Regions from separate parts of the Mus musculus genome. Here region 1 is linked to region 2. A link is a loop called in an ENCODE intact Hi-C map of the cell type or tissue named here. Cell type or tissue: gastrocnemius. All regions are shown on one strand.

Region 1 (8,000 bases), 65 kb after region 2:
GACAAAATGTATAGGTTAAAAAAATACCTTCTATAAATTGTAAGGATGAGAGAATGCTGTGGGTAAAATGAAACCCACAGCTATGTCTGCCTGCTGTATCTGCTGTATTCATATGCGGATATCCAGCTATGTTCAGCTGGAAATGACCAACAGCGGGCATCTGATGGTTCAGAATCCCTGAGTTAGAGCATGAAGGTTCAGAGGCTACGACCTTAATTGTCTTGTGTCCATTAAGAATGTGATATTGCAAACTCATAGATTGATGCGTTCTAAACATAATCATGGTGAGCAGGAGAGAAATTCAAACACGTTTCCTTGTAATTATTTTTCAAAACCACCCTAAAATTGATTCTATGAAATTCTTAAGTAATTCTACCACAAATTTATTTTGAAATTTTAATCTGAATTGATTTCTCTGAATTGTTTTTATATTTCTTTTAATAGAGATCATTCTTGATTAAAGTACTATAATTTTTTATAAAGTACTATTATTTGTTTCTAATCTACCACAAATTTAAGTATTTGCAGTGCTTAATAAAGCTTACTCAAAAAAAAAACCAATTTTTTATTGGGAAATAATTTCTTAGCTGATGTACATTTCTTGAATACAGTGAATTTTAATAATTCAGTAAGTATTTTTGAAGAACTTTTAAGAATTAATGTTTAATTTATATAGTTGAATAAGTCAAACAAACGAATCTCAAAGTTTCAGAGCATCAGAACTAGAAGTCTGTGTGGTTAGGTACTGATCATTCCTATTAGCAGCTTTGAAGGATTTGTTAAGTATTATTTTAAAGTTGCACGTGTCCTTCTTTTTGTAACCACTTTGTTTTTCAGGTATGTTCAGCATAATCTTTCAAATCTTTTAAGGTTATCTAGTTTGAGAATTACTTTATTTAATTAAAAACAAATGTAAAAAGTTAACAGTTATTTTACTGTTAAGATCAGGGCCGTCAAGAGTTTTTGAGCAGAGGAGCATTTTGTTGTCCTCTAATGTAGAGTTGGTCCCAAAAGCGGCTGCTGCGTGAGTGCAGGTGCAGACACAGACTGGTCTCCTGGGGAAGGTTGCTGGCAGTGAAACTCTAGACCATACCCAGGTTGGGGATGCTATCTGGTTGTATTCCTGTCCTACTTGGGAATTTCAGGAAACTGAGAGGCAAGACGTTTTTGGCGCAGAGGGGGATGTGGCTGCTGCAGCTGGCTTGGAGTCATGTCAGGTAAGGCTTAACTAGCTACTAGTAGTTAAGATGCTACTGGCTGGGGAGGGCCCTGCTTAATTTACCTGTTAGACTTGAGAGGTCCAGTTGTGGTTTTCCAGTGTGCATTCCATTCTGTTGGCTGTCTTGTCCCTGAGCTGAAGGGAGGGGCTGGATGGGAAGGGGTAGGTTCCCTTCAATGGTAATTGGTAGATTCAGTGACCTACATCTATAGCAAACGCCTGTAGTTCTTAGATATGATTGTATTGTTGATAATGAATATGACTTGACACATTTGAAACCTGGACAGTTCTACCAAATAGTCCTTTGGCTTTCTATATACTACTTTGTTTCTGAATGAAGACAGTTTAAAATCTGAAATGGTATTGTTCAGTGACATTTAAGGTGTAGAAATCAAGTTATAGAAATAAAACTATGAAGAGAAATAACAAAAACAGAATGGTGATTCTTCTGTTAGATGAGAAAGGGATTTGAATGTCCTGTGATCTTCCTTGCCATACTTGTGTGGAAATAAAAATCCTACCTAGTTTACCTTTGTTTTATAGGTGGACATTAAGGGAGTTCTGTCGGCAAGAGCCTGTTGCATTAGTGAACTCTGCTCGTGACTGAACTGAGAGGCAGAGAGAACGTATGTTAACAAAAGCCTAGATCATTTGTGAGCCTTAGGTGAATGTGAGTGGAGAGAGAAAAGTCAGTCCTTCTCCCTGCTTCTAATCAAATGGGTTTACAGCTCCAGTCACCATCATTTCTTGTCACTTTTCAGCTTATTGTTGTAGACACCCCGTGGAGAAAGCCTACAGAGTACAGTTGCTGCTGTGGTTGCTTGTGTAGCTAAGGGGCAGGCCTCACTCTGCAGGAGTCATCTGGATGAGTGAGTCATCTGGATGGTTGTAGCTCTTCCTGCTCAGTTATCATTTGAATCTTAGCTTGATTATTAAGGTTATTTTTGTTACTCCTTTTGTCTTTTAGATGTGCATATAGTTGTCTTAGAGGACAGGGCACATGTAAAGGGTCTCAGTGAAAGGAGGACTACAGACGTCGTTTGCCCTTTCTTGTTCCTACTATACATAAACATGCAGTGAAGACTCCTAAGAGCACCTCTGATGTGGGAGGAGGGTTATCCTGAGCACTTAGTTCTAGGTTATTTGGTCATGAATCTTGCACACACTGACGTTACTAAAATGGGATTGCCCCCTGCACGCGCTGTGCGCCCCCCCCCCCCCCCATTTCATAAATAACTTTCCATGTTTAGAGTACTGGTTCTGAAACTAGTAACTATTAGTGGTCACTTGTTGGGGGTGGGGCAGTATGCCCACGTGCTATTAAAACAACTATGTGGGTTAAGCTGTAGACACACTTCCCCAATGCGGAGACTACATAGAACAGAAGTGCATTTCTTAGTTATAAAATAGTTGAGGGCAGGTGTTCAAATCTCTTCTCAACATTTCTCTAGTCAGCTAGAAGCTGCGTGTAGAAGAGTACGTGGGAAAGCTGGGACTTTGTCCTGTGGCCTCTCTCCAGTCAGGATCAATGCTACGCTACTTAAGTAGTTGTGCTAGAGTTCTGTCTCTTTTGATGCAAAGTACTTACAATTGAAAACTTTGAAGTATTATTTAAGTATTTTGAGTCTGTATTTTAATTTTGTAACCCACTTCTATCTCCTTTTTTTGCTGATAAAAGACTATCAAAGCAGCTACAGTAACTGACCTAGCTACCTCTACGTGAACTGAGAAGGAAAAAAAAATTGTTCTTTTGCTTCCAAAAATGAATGTGGTATCCATCCTTTCATGTGCTCATTCTAACACTTCATCTTTTTATATACTAGTGCACAAAGTAAGAGTTTTAAGTTTGTTACTTCTCCTGCCTTTCTGTCCTTTCCCCAATCCACTACCTTTCTACTACTTTAAAATCTAGATTCGGCTTGTGAGAGAAAACACGGCATGCCTGTGTTGGTGAGGCTGGTTTCTCACACGTGTGGGGGGCATGCCTATCTTTGCTGTACAGTCTAGTTTTAGCTGTTCCTGCTGAAGCAAGCACCCCACTCTGTTCTGATGTTCCTTTGAAGTAATCTAAATGCTACCAGTGAAAAGACCACAGAAGAGCCTGTCATCTCAGGTCTTAGAGCAGGTTTGAGGACACCCAGGTCACTTTTCTGTTTTCTTCAAACATTAGAGGCAAAAGAAAGATCTACATAAAAGACCGTGAGCAAGGTGGGTGAGTTACACAGAGTTTAGGGGTTTGATTTCTGTGTTGTACACGATATTGCAAGGGTGAAGGCTGAAGCGATTCTGCTGTTTGTAGGGCAGGGCTTGTTAGGTTGAAGGGAAGGAAGATCAGGATATGGCGATGTCGGAAGGAAAGTGATCCTATGGGTGGGAGTCTCCACCATATCCTGCTGAAAAGTACACGACTGATAAAACTTGGGCGTCGATGCTGTGAGTGGACAATGTAGGACTTTGGTTGTTCAGGATGGGAGGAAGCTTTAGGTCTCATAATCACTTTATGATTCATGCATGGATGTTTCTAACGTCCATGTATCTTTTCTGTCATTGATGCAGCTTAACCAAAGGGAAGTATGATTATACTTTAAAAGTTGTCTAGTTATTAACAGGAAAACCAGACATAGATTAACTTGCACTTATCTTGGCCACATTCCCATATCTCCTATGAAAGGTTTTTGTTTGTGTGTGTTTGTTTTTTACGGTTTAGGGAAGTTAACAAAGCTCTGAGAAGGTGTAGAAGCAATTATCACTCGGGGGGGGGGGGCAGTTGTTTGGTGTTCTTTCAGTTTGTTTGTTTGTTTGTTTGTTAAGACAGAGTTTCTTTCCATAGCCCTGGCTTTCCTGGACCTTGCTTTGTAGTTCAGGCTGGCCTCAAACTCGCCTGCTTGTGCCTCCCAGAAAAACTACTTTTTATATGATATAATGACGATTAGTAAGTAGCTACACCTGATTAATATGAAACATTTTCTAGTTTTTGTTTATATTTGCTTCATGTGAAAGACACCCTTGCCTCTTCTCCCCCAAGGCACAGGGATCTTGGTATGTATCCCTCAGGCTGGCATTGCTCAGGCCTACAGTAGTCTTGCTGCCTCCTCTCAAGTGCTGGAATTCATTGTAGGCCTGTGTCATCACACCTGGCATCTGTTTGTTTATTATGTATATACAGTGTTCTGCCTGTATGTATGCCTACACACCAGAGGGGGGCATCGGATCCCATTACAGATGGTTGTGAGCCACCATGTGGTTGTCTGGAATTGAACTCAGGGCCTCTGGAAGAACAGTCAGTGCTCTTAACCACTGAGCCATCTCTCCAGCTCCCAACAAAGTTTATCTTTATGGTCTCATTTCATAATTTTTAATTCTTGATTTACTGATTAATTGATAGCTGCTCATTTGGCTATTAAAGGATTTCAAAATAAGAATGTCATCAATTACCACAAACCCTGGAAAGTCTTGGATCCAGCATTGTTCTGTTGTGAATCAAGATTTTGTGTGCCTTAACAATAGAAAATTATTTACCTTTTGTAAGTTATTTTAGGGCTAGCCAGATGGCCCAGTAGGTAAAGGGGCTTGGTGCCAAATCCAACAAACTTAATTTGATGCCAGGGAAATACTTGGTGGAAGGAGAAAACAACCATTCACAACTATCCTCTGACCTCCACCTGTGCCCGTGGCACCCACTCACTCCTTGAAGGCCTTTTCTTAAATTAACAATGACGAATTAAAGTACTATTCATGGCTAGAGTTTTCTGTCCTTGTTTAATATGTTACTCCTCTATTGCTTGTGTACTCGTATTCTAGTTTTAAATTCTGTTAGGTACTTCCTAGGACCTTACCTTCTGCTCGGCAAGTGCTTTACCCCTGAGTTACATCCTCACCCCCACTTGTTACTTAACAATTGGTTCTGCACTGAGTCTGGTGATTCATGCTTATAAGCCCAGTGCCTGGGCTAACACAGGAGGATTACCTATTCCTGGCTAGCTAACTAAACAGCAAGACCATCTCTCTAGATAAAAAATACAAGTTTTGGAGATTTTTCTCAAGTATATTGTTTCCTGTAATAACTTTATTCTTGGGATTGTGATTTTTTTTTTCTCCTATAAATGAGAGATATTCTTTGATTGTATGGATTTTATTATGTTGCAGATTTTGTGTTTTTAACTTTTTATCTGGTCAGAGTAAAGGTGATGCTGGCTTTTTTTCATGGTCTTTCAAGCACACATTTTCTTTCTGAAATCTATCTAATATCCCTGTTGTGAGAGCTCCTGAGGTTTTCTTTTTTTTTTTTTTTTTCTTCTTCTTCTTCTAGGTTTCTATGTTTCTCTCTTTGTTTCTATGGAAAGAACACATTTGAAATAGAAAACCCCTTGTGTTTGGGCTGGAGTTTGGATTCAGTGGATAAAGTTGGTGTCTGAGTTTGGGTTTCTAGCACTCATTACACCCTGGGCAGGGTTCACGTGCTCCTGGGATTCCAGCACTGGGAGGCAGAGACAGAGGAGCCTCCGCCTTGCAGCCCAGTTTGTCTGTCTGCCCTTGGTGAGTTCCAAGTTCAGTGAGAACCTGTCACAAAATACACAGTGGTGAGGAGCTGAGGAGGAGAGCAGATGCTCACCTCTCTGCATGGATGCACACAGCCCATCCACATGCGCTTGTGTCATGAAGAATGCTTTAGTCAAAAACGCTTAGATGTTGTATTAAACTAAATGTTGTTAAAGGAAATATTAGCACATCCCCAGTATTTTAAATGTTGAAAATTTGGGGATGTTAAAGTTAGCCCAAGTGTTTTTTGCTTCTCATATATAACTACTAAAAATGATTCTGAATTATATGAGTAATATATCAGAGGGCAGATTTGTGTACAAGCTTTTAAGCAGATGTTTAGACTGGTCTTGTTGTACAATTGTTGTATATACTAAAGCTAGTGGGAAAGCATTGCCCCCCTCCAAAAGAGGGAAGTGTTTGTTTTATATGCAATATGTAACGAATTCTTTCTGCTCCACTTTAATAATTTAAACTAGTATTCAGTAAGAAGGCACTATTGCTTTGAACTATTAGTGCTATAAAGACCTAATTGAAATCTTATGAAAATTAACATGGCTCTAATCTTTGCACAATTTACTAAGAAGCAGCATACCCACATTTTCCCCCTTTTGTCCAATTAAAAGGCACTTAAGCTCAAGTTTTCTCTCCCCGCCCCCCTCCACCAAATATACATTTCTTTCTGGGCATGGTAGTACAAGGCTGTAATCCAAGCCATCAGAAAGGTATGGCAGTAAATCTCTAATCCCAATAGGCCCGGGTAAAACACACAGCTCAGTTACAGTATTTATGAGCTGCCTGCCTAGACTGGGCAGATTCACCAGCACACTACTCTATTCCCCAGCTATGAGCCCTTGCTCCTGTGGCTTCTCTGGGCCTTGTGGTTTAGTTCCATTTTCCTTCCACCTTCACTTCCTCTGTCGTCTTCTCCCCCCCCCCCCCCCCCAAACCTCCAGCCTCATCTTTCCTTTCACTGCCCAATTGCAGGCTCTAGCCTTTATCTGACAGTTAAAATGGGAGAAGGCTCACATGGAATCACCTGAGTAAGTGATCCACTCCTCGTCGGAGCAGCCCCTCTTGAGGGAGCAGAATTAACACCAAAATATAAGCAGCCCCAGGACCACCCACAAGAAGGCTGGGGTAGGTTTGTGATTTCCAGGCCAGATCCTAGTAGTAGTGAGTAAAACACTGTTTATAACAACAAACACACAAATAAATAAAAGCGAGTGAATTCTTGACTGGGACCCACTCTGATTTTAAGAATTTAATTTCTCACTTAGTACCTTAGCACCTTATTTATTTTCTGATCATCTCAACATGACTGTTATAGAAAGGGTTTCGGGCAGTAAGGCTGCACTCTCATAGCAGCCTTTGCAGTCTGTTTGCTGCTTGCCCCTCACTTCGCCCAGCCACTCTTCTCTGCTGCACTCTGTTTGGCTGTGTATACTACTTCTATAGTTACATCCAGTTCTTTGGTGTAGAGTCAGTCTTTGCAGAATTCCCCTGTGCTTTGGCTCTGTATTTGATCATACTACCTGTTCATTTCCTTCTCTGAACTGTTTAAACTTTTATTTTTATTTATGATTCATTTTATTTAAAATTGAATGAGGAATCTTTTGGGGAGGATCTTTATACTATCGGAACATATACCTTTCCTTGTAACAGGATCTTTACTAAATATTTTTCAAACTAAAATTTATGTAAATTTTTAACAGTCACCAGCATATCCAATTTCTGATCTGTTAGTCAAATGTGTATATAAAACTGTGAAATTATAAATTCCAGAACTAGTTGACAGGTTTTGATTTCTGAATGGTAAAATGAAATATCCCTGCATCTTGCTGTGTCCCATCAGGTCCCCTCTTTATATACTATCTGTGCATTTGTCATGTAGAAGAGATCGATCTGTGTGAATATTGAAGTGTGTTCAACTGATCCCTAATATACTTACTGACCCCAGAGCACAAGGTGTGACATGGGCCAAGGAGAAATTGTGAGAGTTCTCAATTCAAGAAACAAACAATGGAGCCGGGCGTGGTGGCCCACGCCTTTAATCCCAGCACTTGGGAGGCAGAGGCAGGCGGATTTCTGAGTTCGAGGCCAGCCTGGTCTACAAAGTGAGGTCCAGGACAGCCAGGGCTACACAGAGAAACCCTGTCTCGAAAAACCAAAAAAAAAAAAAAAAAAAAAGAAAAAAAAAAGAAACAAAGAAACAATGGGATGGATAAAGATCTAGAGTGGG
Region 2 (8,000 bases):
AGCTGGCAGGAAGTGTCAGTTGGGAAACTGGCACATGCGGTGGTATGTCCTACTTCAGTGTTAACGTCAACACAGTCAAGGTTCTGAAAAAGACTATTTCTTAAACCTCCCCAATGTTAGCAAAAAGTTTTTCGGTACAAATTAATAATTTGAACCAGTCTTTGACAAAATATAATGAAAATGTAGAAAGAAATGACCAACGAGTATTCAATTGTTTTTAATTTATTTGAACCTAAAATAGAGGATAATTTAATGAATACAACATACCTACTTCTCAGAATTGAGAGACTAAAGTATAAAGTCATGGTAGGGAGTGGTGGTATATACTTTTAATCTATATCTATGTACTTTTATCACCTTAATAAAACTATGGCTAATGTTTGGAAGCAATTACTCTGATCCTTATTCTATTTTTTCAAAACATTACATATAAAGCAAATATAATGTTGTATCATGTAATATTAACAGAGCATCATAAATGCAAGTTTTCATGGCTATTTTTTTAGCTGCATAATATTCCAAGTTGACACTCCACTACTGATTTCATTATTCTTTGCATTTATAGTCTGGGTTACTTGCAACTTTCTTTGTTGGCTTTCTTGAGTAATACTGCAATGACCACACTATAATATACAACTTAGGAGAGCTACCTTCTTAGTGTGTATCTGTTTAAGGACAACAGTGGTATTTTAAGCTGTTAATTTTCCAAGATAAGGAAATTATAGCCAATTTACTTTCAGGGTGTATGTGTTTGTGGGTGGGGGGAGTATGCCATCGGTGATGTTAAAGTACTCCCGTTCCTCCAACTGAATTCTGATTCATGAGTGAAGGAGAGAGTATTTGGATATGTATCATTCTCGACACCCTTTGCATACTTAAGGACCCCCAGGGGTAACTGTGTAACATTTGATTGTGATTAATCTGACACTACCAAAGCTGCCCAAGTATCTCAGTCTACTTTTCTCTAATTTGTTCAGGATAGTTTAATATAATTTTGTTAAATGTAGTACTGATGACAAACTTTAATACTGCTTCTTCTAATGACTACCTGTGAACTTCTGAGGCTCAGTCTTACACATCTTAATTTTATATCTATATACTTTTTTTTTATGAATGTATGTGCATGTGTGTACAGGGTACACCTGAAAGTCTGAGGACAAATTCAAGTGTCATCCTTGGAAAGGCTGTCCACTTTTTCTGAGATGAGGTCTCTCCCTGGCCTCCAGCTACTACCAATTAGGCTAGATCGGCTGGCCAGCTAGCACAGCGGGCTCTTCTGTCTCTGCTTTCTCAGCGTTGGTGTTATATGCACACCACTATGCCTAGCAATTTTTACTTGGATTCTGGGGACTGGAACTCAGTTCTTCCAATCGCAAGGCAAGTGTTTTCCTGACTGAACCATCCTCAGGCCAGGTCTTGTTATGTCAGAGCCTAGCATAGCTCTTGCTTGGTATGTAATCATCATTGATTCTCATTTAAGGTTAGTTTGAACAATATGTTGAATGTAGCTTAAATTTATCAAGCCCTGAAACACCACCTTCCATGGCAAGTCTTTAAGACATGCACGTTTATTTAACACCAATGAAGCATCCAATACAAACAGCACACACGACTCACTAGGTACGCCCTGGATTGGAATGAATAAACTTTGGGCAATTTCAGGCCTTCCCCTGCTCAGGGACAATTTGCCTTTCTTTTATTGCTTCTCGGCGTTCTTATGGGGATCCCTTTTCTTTTCTTTTTTTTTTTTTTTAAAGATTTATTTTTATTTATTATATGTAAGTACACTATAGCTGTCTTCAGACACTCCAGAAGAGGGCGTCAGATCTTGTTACAGATGGTTGTGAGCCACCATGTGGTTGCTGGGATTTGAACTCTGGACCTTCGGAAGAGCAGTCGGGTGCTCTTACCCACTGAGCCATCTCACCAGCCCGGGGATCCCTTTTCTTCTTAAAGGAAATGTGAATGTTGCTACTTAGCATTTTGGAACCTTGTGATAGTTTCTAATTGCCTTCAAGAAAAAGTCCAATCCCTTAATACTGCCTGAAAAGCACTTCTGCGAACTCTGCTCAGCTGTGTGATATCATTACACTACTAAAACCCTACCCCCATTCACCTGGAGACCTCCTTCACAAGCTGTTAGCTTCGGCTAGAATGCTCTTTCTCTACACACCTAGCAGCAATAAAAAGCAAGTGCTAGATTGAATTCTTCCCAAACACGGGACATTTTTATGAACCACTTCGCTCATTATGAAGTGGATACTTACTTAATCTCAAATGTACAAAGGAGACACAGAGAAGCAAGCAGGTTCCAAAGGCAGGTCTGAATTCAAGGATGCTGTAAACACTCTCCCCACTCCCCAACAGTTCTCAGTAGGAGTTCAACTCTTTAAATCCCCTCTAACAGCTGATGTTAACACTAGACACTAATTCACATCTTATGCCTCATTAGCCGGAGGATAAATAAGCCCTCTGAATTCAGGTCCGACTGCATCTGGTTAACTTTTGCATCCCCAGCTCCTTGGGAACATGTAATTAACATTAACAAATACCTGTTGGATATTTAAATGAGTGAACACTGCGTCCACGCAGAGATAGCAGCTTAGAATTTCCCTGGGCAGCATCACTAGGCTTACCAGATTGGGATCTATATAGCATGCATCTCAACCTCACCCTTTTGGCAGTGTGAAACTTTATATATTCTTTTGTGACTTCGTCAGGCTGCCACGATTCCTTAAATGCTGCCCACACCCGTCCTTTTCATAACAGGGATTTGTCTTTTGAGAAAATCTTTTAGAGAAGATTTCTAAAACCCTAATATCAATTTTTCACTTCACTGCGGTTCAATTGTCTTCACGCCTCTCCCCTTTAAAAAAAGGTGGTGGTGGGGGGAGCAAATTGGAAATCAATGAGGGGAAAACTTTTTTTTAAAAAGTGAATTTCGAATGCAGAGTAGGAAAACATTCCAGCACATTTGGAATTGGGTCTTCCCGTGCTGCCAAGGTAGCACTGTCCCAGGTGGCACCTTTGAGAGAAAAAAATCCCGAGGGCCATCAAAGCGGAGGAAACAGGTGCTGCTCTAAGCAGGGGTTTGGTGGCATCCAGGGTTCTGGCTCCATCTTTTGACAAAGAGCCCAGAAGCTAAGGCTATCTGGCCAGTAGTCCATCACCTTCGAGGGGGAGGATTTAAAAAAAAAAAACAAAAAAAAAAAAACAAAGGCTAGAGGGGTGGCGGAGCACAGGGAAAGGGAGAGGAAACGTGACAAACGGAAGCAAACTCTCCTCTCCGGGGAGCGAGGTTGGGCTGCGTCCCCTTCCAAGGACCTGAGACGGACTGTCATTTTGTGTTTTCCCCTCCAAGCGGACTACCACCGGGTCTCGTGAGAGCCTCGGCGCCGCCGCCGTGGGGAAGGCCTCCCTCCGAGGGCTCGGGCTGAAGCAACCGCCTCCGGTCAGCTCGCGGACGCCCCGTGGGGGCCACGCCTGCGGTCCCCCACCCCCGGGCCAGGCCTCCTACCCACAAGGCCCCGCGCCACTCGCGCAGGCGCAGAGGCGGCGAGCGTCTCAGGAAGAGGAAAATGGCATAAACAAGTCGGGAGGACCCGGAGCGCGAGCCGACGAGCGAGCGGAGGGCAAGAGTTTAAAAACAAACCGGCGGCTCCCTCCCGCCGTGCCTTTGCCCCACAGCTTCCGGTCGCCGCCGCCTCAGGGTCGTTTCTCCCCGCAGCCCCGGCCGCGCGCCCACCGCGGCGTCCCGCGCGGCCCCTTTAAGGACAGCGGAGAGGGAGAGGGAGAATCCCTGCTCGCCGCCCGCCCGCCCTTCCCCCTCCCCGGGCGGCTCCGGCTCCCTCAGCGGGGCCCAACCCGCCCGCCCGGCTTCCATCCGGCTCCGGCGGCGGCTCCTTCCCGCCCTCGTCTATGGTGGCGGCGGGGGACGCGGCTGCGGCGTGGCCATGAACAGTGGCGGCGGCGGTGGCCTCCCGCCGCCCTCGGCCGCTGCCTCGCCGTCGTCGTCCTCGCTGGCGGCGGCCGTGGCGGTGGCGGTGGCGGCCTCGTCGGGCGTCGGGGGCGTCCCCGGCGGGCCGGCGGCGGCGGCGGGCGTGAAGCTCAAGTACTGCCGCTACTACGCCAAGGACAAGACGTGCTTCTACGGCGAGGAGTGTCAGTTCCTGCACGAGGACCCAGCCGCCGGCGCGGCCCCGGGGCTTGGCCTCCATAGCAACAGCGTCCCGCTGGCGCTAGCGGCCGCGGCCGGGGCCGCCTTTCCTCCGGGAGCGCTCCCGGGCGGGGGAGCGGGGCCGCCCGCGGGGCCCAAGAAGCCGGAGCTGGGCGTCCCGGGGGCGGCGACCGCGGGCGGCGGACTCGATGGCCCGCGGGTGGCGAGTAAGTGAGGCCCGGGCGGGGTGGTGCGGTGCGGGGTTGGTGCGGTCCGGGCGCGGGGAGGAGGCCTGAGCCTGCCCGCTTCCCCTCACCTCCGGGCCGCAGGAGAGGCCTAGGCCCTGCGCAGCCCTCCTTCCTTCTTCCTGTTTCCTCTCTGGGCTCCGCCGCTCGGGGCAAACCCCGGAGCTAGGGGAGGCGGGTTCCCGGGAGCGTGGGTGGACGGACGGTCGTGGTGTAATTGGGGTGGGGTGGGGGGCGCTGGGAGTGGGGTGCGGGGAGCAGGGGGGATGGGCTGCGGAGTGGAAGCAAGGGGGTGTCGCTTCCGGGTTTGTGTGTGTGTGTGTGTGTGTGTGTGTGCGCGCGCGCGCGCGTGTGCGTGGAAAGGGGCTGGGTCTGCGAGCACATGTGTCGGTGCGTGCTCGCGTGGAGCGCGGGCTGCCGAAAGTTGCCGGCTGGGAACTCCTTCTAAAGGATGTCCGGGGCCAGGGGTGGGGGTGCGGGGAGGAGAGGTGTATGAAGATCAGCTTTATTCATTTATTTATTTTTAAGTAAGCACAGGTTTAATAGAGAGCTTAGGTTAGGAATTTCCCAAGACTTGCGCTCAGGCAGGTTTCTGGAAAGCCAGAGTAAGTGAACTGGGCGTCTGCAGGGATCTTGTCTTTCCCATGGCGTTATACCGAGTGAACTTGCTCAGCACTGGGCCTCAAGAGCGTCTCGCACCCCGAAGGCTTTCGTGAGAAGAATTTAGGGCTGTGTACGTTATAGCTGTTAAGTTAAGTGGAGTTTGCTGTTACTGTAAATGCTTTGAACATTAGAATTAGATGCTTGATTTCCTCTAGTTTTAGATCTTGTGATAACTTGATAGTCAAGTTAACTTGAACTTCAGAACAATCTGTCTTTAACACAAACAACCTGATAAAGTGGTTTACTACTTACTGGGATAATTTATTTTTAACAGCCCCCCCCCTTTCTTTTTTTTCTTTTTTTTTTTTTTTTTTTTTTTTTTTTGGTCTCTTGTTTACCGAAGCTTAAATGGTAATAAATTTAGATGCTTTGTAAAGAAGTTAATTTCCTGGTGGGATGTAGCCGTTAATTTTTTAAAAATTACGTGTGTGTGTGTGTGTATGTATGTATGTATGTGTGTGTGTGTGTCATTGTCAGTGTGCTCTCACATAGCATGAATGTAGAAAGGTAAGAGGACAGACAGTTTAGGGGAGTCATTGCCCTCCTACAGCATGGGTCCTAAAGCTGGAACTCAGGTGGTCAGCCTTGGCAGTAGGCACTTTAACTACTAAGGCTTAACAAGCAAGCGTTGTCTTTGCCCCCTTCCTCCTCTTCTGTTTCTTTTTTCAGACAGGGTTTCTCTCTGTGGCCCACACTTGTCTGATCCCCCTGCCTCAGCCTCATGAGCTGGGAGTATAGGTTTGCCATCATGCCCAGTGGAGCTTTTGTTTAAGGTAAATTGTATGAAATGAAGTTGTGCCTCTGGTTCATTTAAGGATAATGTTTGATTGGTAAGGAATGAAAAAAACAGTATCTGTCCTAAGTTGGCTTTTTGTTGCTGCTTTAAAACACCATAACCAAAAGCAGCTTGGGGAGGAGGGAAGGTTTATTATGCATTAGAGTCAGTTATTGAGGGAGCCACACACAAGCTCAAGGTATGAACCTGGAGGCAGCAACTGAAGCAGAGACCAAGGAAGGAGGCTGCATACTGTCACTCTGGCTTGCTCAGCTACATTTCTTAAGCCTAGGCCCACTGCTGTTAATGGACTGGGTCCTCCTCCATCAGTAGACAGTCAAGAAAATGCCTTACAGAAATGTCCACAGACCAGTTTATTAGAGGGAAGTCTTCCTTGCCTAGGTGAGTGGTTTGTGTCAAGTTGACAAAAATTAACCAGCATAGTGACTGCCTTCCAAACTAGGACACCTAAAAGTGCTGGTCCTTAACGTGTGATCTTTCTAAGGTCGCAGTTGGACACAAGAACTGGGAAGGTCGGATAGAACTAAGTGAAGGAAGGAGCTGAAGGAATGGCACATGTGTACATGTGTGCCAGGTGTGGGATGCTCCTGCACATGTGTACATGTGTGCCGAGTGTGGGATGCTGCTGCACATGTGAACATGTGTGCCGGGTGTGTAATGCTGCTGCATGTGTGTACATGTGTGCCAGGTGTGTGATGCTGCTACACGTGTGTACATGTGTGCCGGGTGTGTGAGGACAGTGTACTTGTGTCCATGTTTATCTGGTATATTTAGGTGGAGTAAACCCTAGGGGTTCCTCTCAGGAGGGTGCGCTCCTTATCTGAGCAACAGAAAGCAACTGAGATAGAATCTTTAGACTATAGGTGGTTAATGCTAGGGACATTTAAATACTGTCATTTTAATAGCTGATTAAATAGCTGGGATCAGGTGGTTCTTTTTCTGGTTTGTTTTTTTTTTTTGAGACAGAATCTTAATATGTATCATTGACTGTCCTGCAACTCAGATATCTGCCTGCCTCTGCCTCCCCAGTGCTGGGAATAAAGGCATGTGTCACTTTGTCTGGCCTTGTGACATTTCTTTAACATAATAGTCCACCATCCTCCTTTTCTCATTGACCTTTCCACTGTGCTAGGCTTCAGTTAATGGCTGTTCTGTATTTGTACACTTAGTTATTCAATCTGTTCTCAAATAGCCTCTTAAGATAGCCTTCACCAGCCGGGCGTGGTGGTGGCGGCGCACACCTTTAATTCCAGCACTCAGGGGGCAGAGGCAGGTGGATTTCTGAGTTCGAGGCCAGCCTGGTCTACAAAGTGAATTCCAGGACAGCCAGGGCTATACAGAGAAACCCTGTCTCGGGAAAAAAAAAAAAAAAAAAAAAAAAAAGATAGCCTTCACCAACTAATTAAGTGTACAAGGAAATTAAAATAGATGACACATTCCAAATATTGCCATTTAGAAACATCTGGATTGTGTTAGTTGATGTGCTATTAGAGCATTCTTCAAGTGAATCTTTAATAATAATGTAACTGGGCAGGAGATCATAGTGGAACTGCTACTTGATAGATTTTTATGTTCCCCCATCTGGCCTCTGTGGAATTGTATATTCATGTGTATATATTTTTAAGCTTTTAATTGAAGTTCCTGTTTAAACATAGTCCAGTTTTGTGTTGCTATAACCGAAAAACACAGATTGAACAATTTAATAAAAAAACAAACAAACAGGAATTTCAGGGTCTGGCAAGATGGCTTTGAAGGTAAAGGCATTTGTCAAACTAAAACTTGAGTTCAATCCTCAGGACCCACACGGTAGTAGGAAAGAACCAACTCCTGTAAGTCCTCTGATCGCAGACTAACTGTATTGCCACTCGTCCCCAATAAGTACGTATGTATCTAAAAAGGGAAGGAAGGAAGGAAGAATTGCAGCCCTGTATCCCAGCACTTGGTAGATGGAGGCAGGAGGGTCAGAAAGTTCAGGGTCATCCTTTGTCACATAAGAGTTAGGGGCTTGCTGGGCTACAGGAAACCACAAGGAAAGGAAGCATATCTCTGTTTTGGAGGTTGAAAAGTCCAACATGAAGGTACTGGCCTGTGTGGAGAGGTATCCTCCTCAGCAGGCTGTCCTGGGACTCTTCTCTGTAGA

Evidence for each region. Peaks named below come from ENCODE experiments on the same cell type or tissue, not always from the same donor. Only the 100,000 strongest peaks of a DNase experiment are listed, where the experiment ranks them.
Region 1: it touches region 2 in a loop (2.1-fold over the local background); 5 of 42 quality-filtered maps call a loop at or near these places.

Annotation. Positions count from the first base shown.
Region 1 is chr5:147,491,355-147,499,354 of GRCm38, forward strand. All of the region lies in intron 5 of Pan3 (PAN3 poly(A) specific ribonuclease subunit), which reads left to right. Among named protein-coding and RNA genes, the nearest start is that of Pan3, 65 kb to the left of the region's middle. In gastrocnemius, no CTCF peak of the experiment used is centred here; DNase peaks (open chromatin) are centred at 4,393, 4,806 and 5,781.
Region 2 is chr5:147,426,627-147,434,626 of GRCm38, forward strand. It overlaps Pan3 (PAN3 poly(A) specific ribonuclease subunit), which reads left to right and starts at 3,530. Exons shown (of 19, transcript NM_028291.5): 1 at 3,530-4,383. The coding sequence starts at 3,954. In gastrocnemius, no CTCF peak of the experiment used is centred here; DNase peaks (open chromatin) are centred at 3,110, 3,515, 3,806, 4,204 and 1 more place; H3K4me3 peaks cover 3,558 bases; H3K27ac peaks cover 2,680 bases.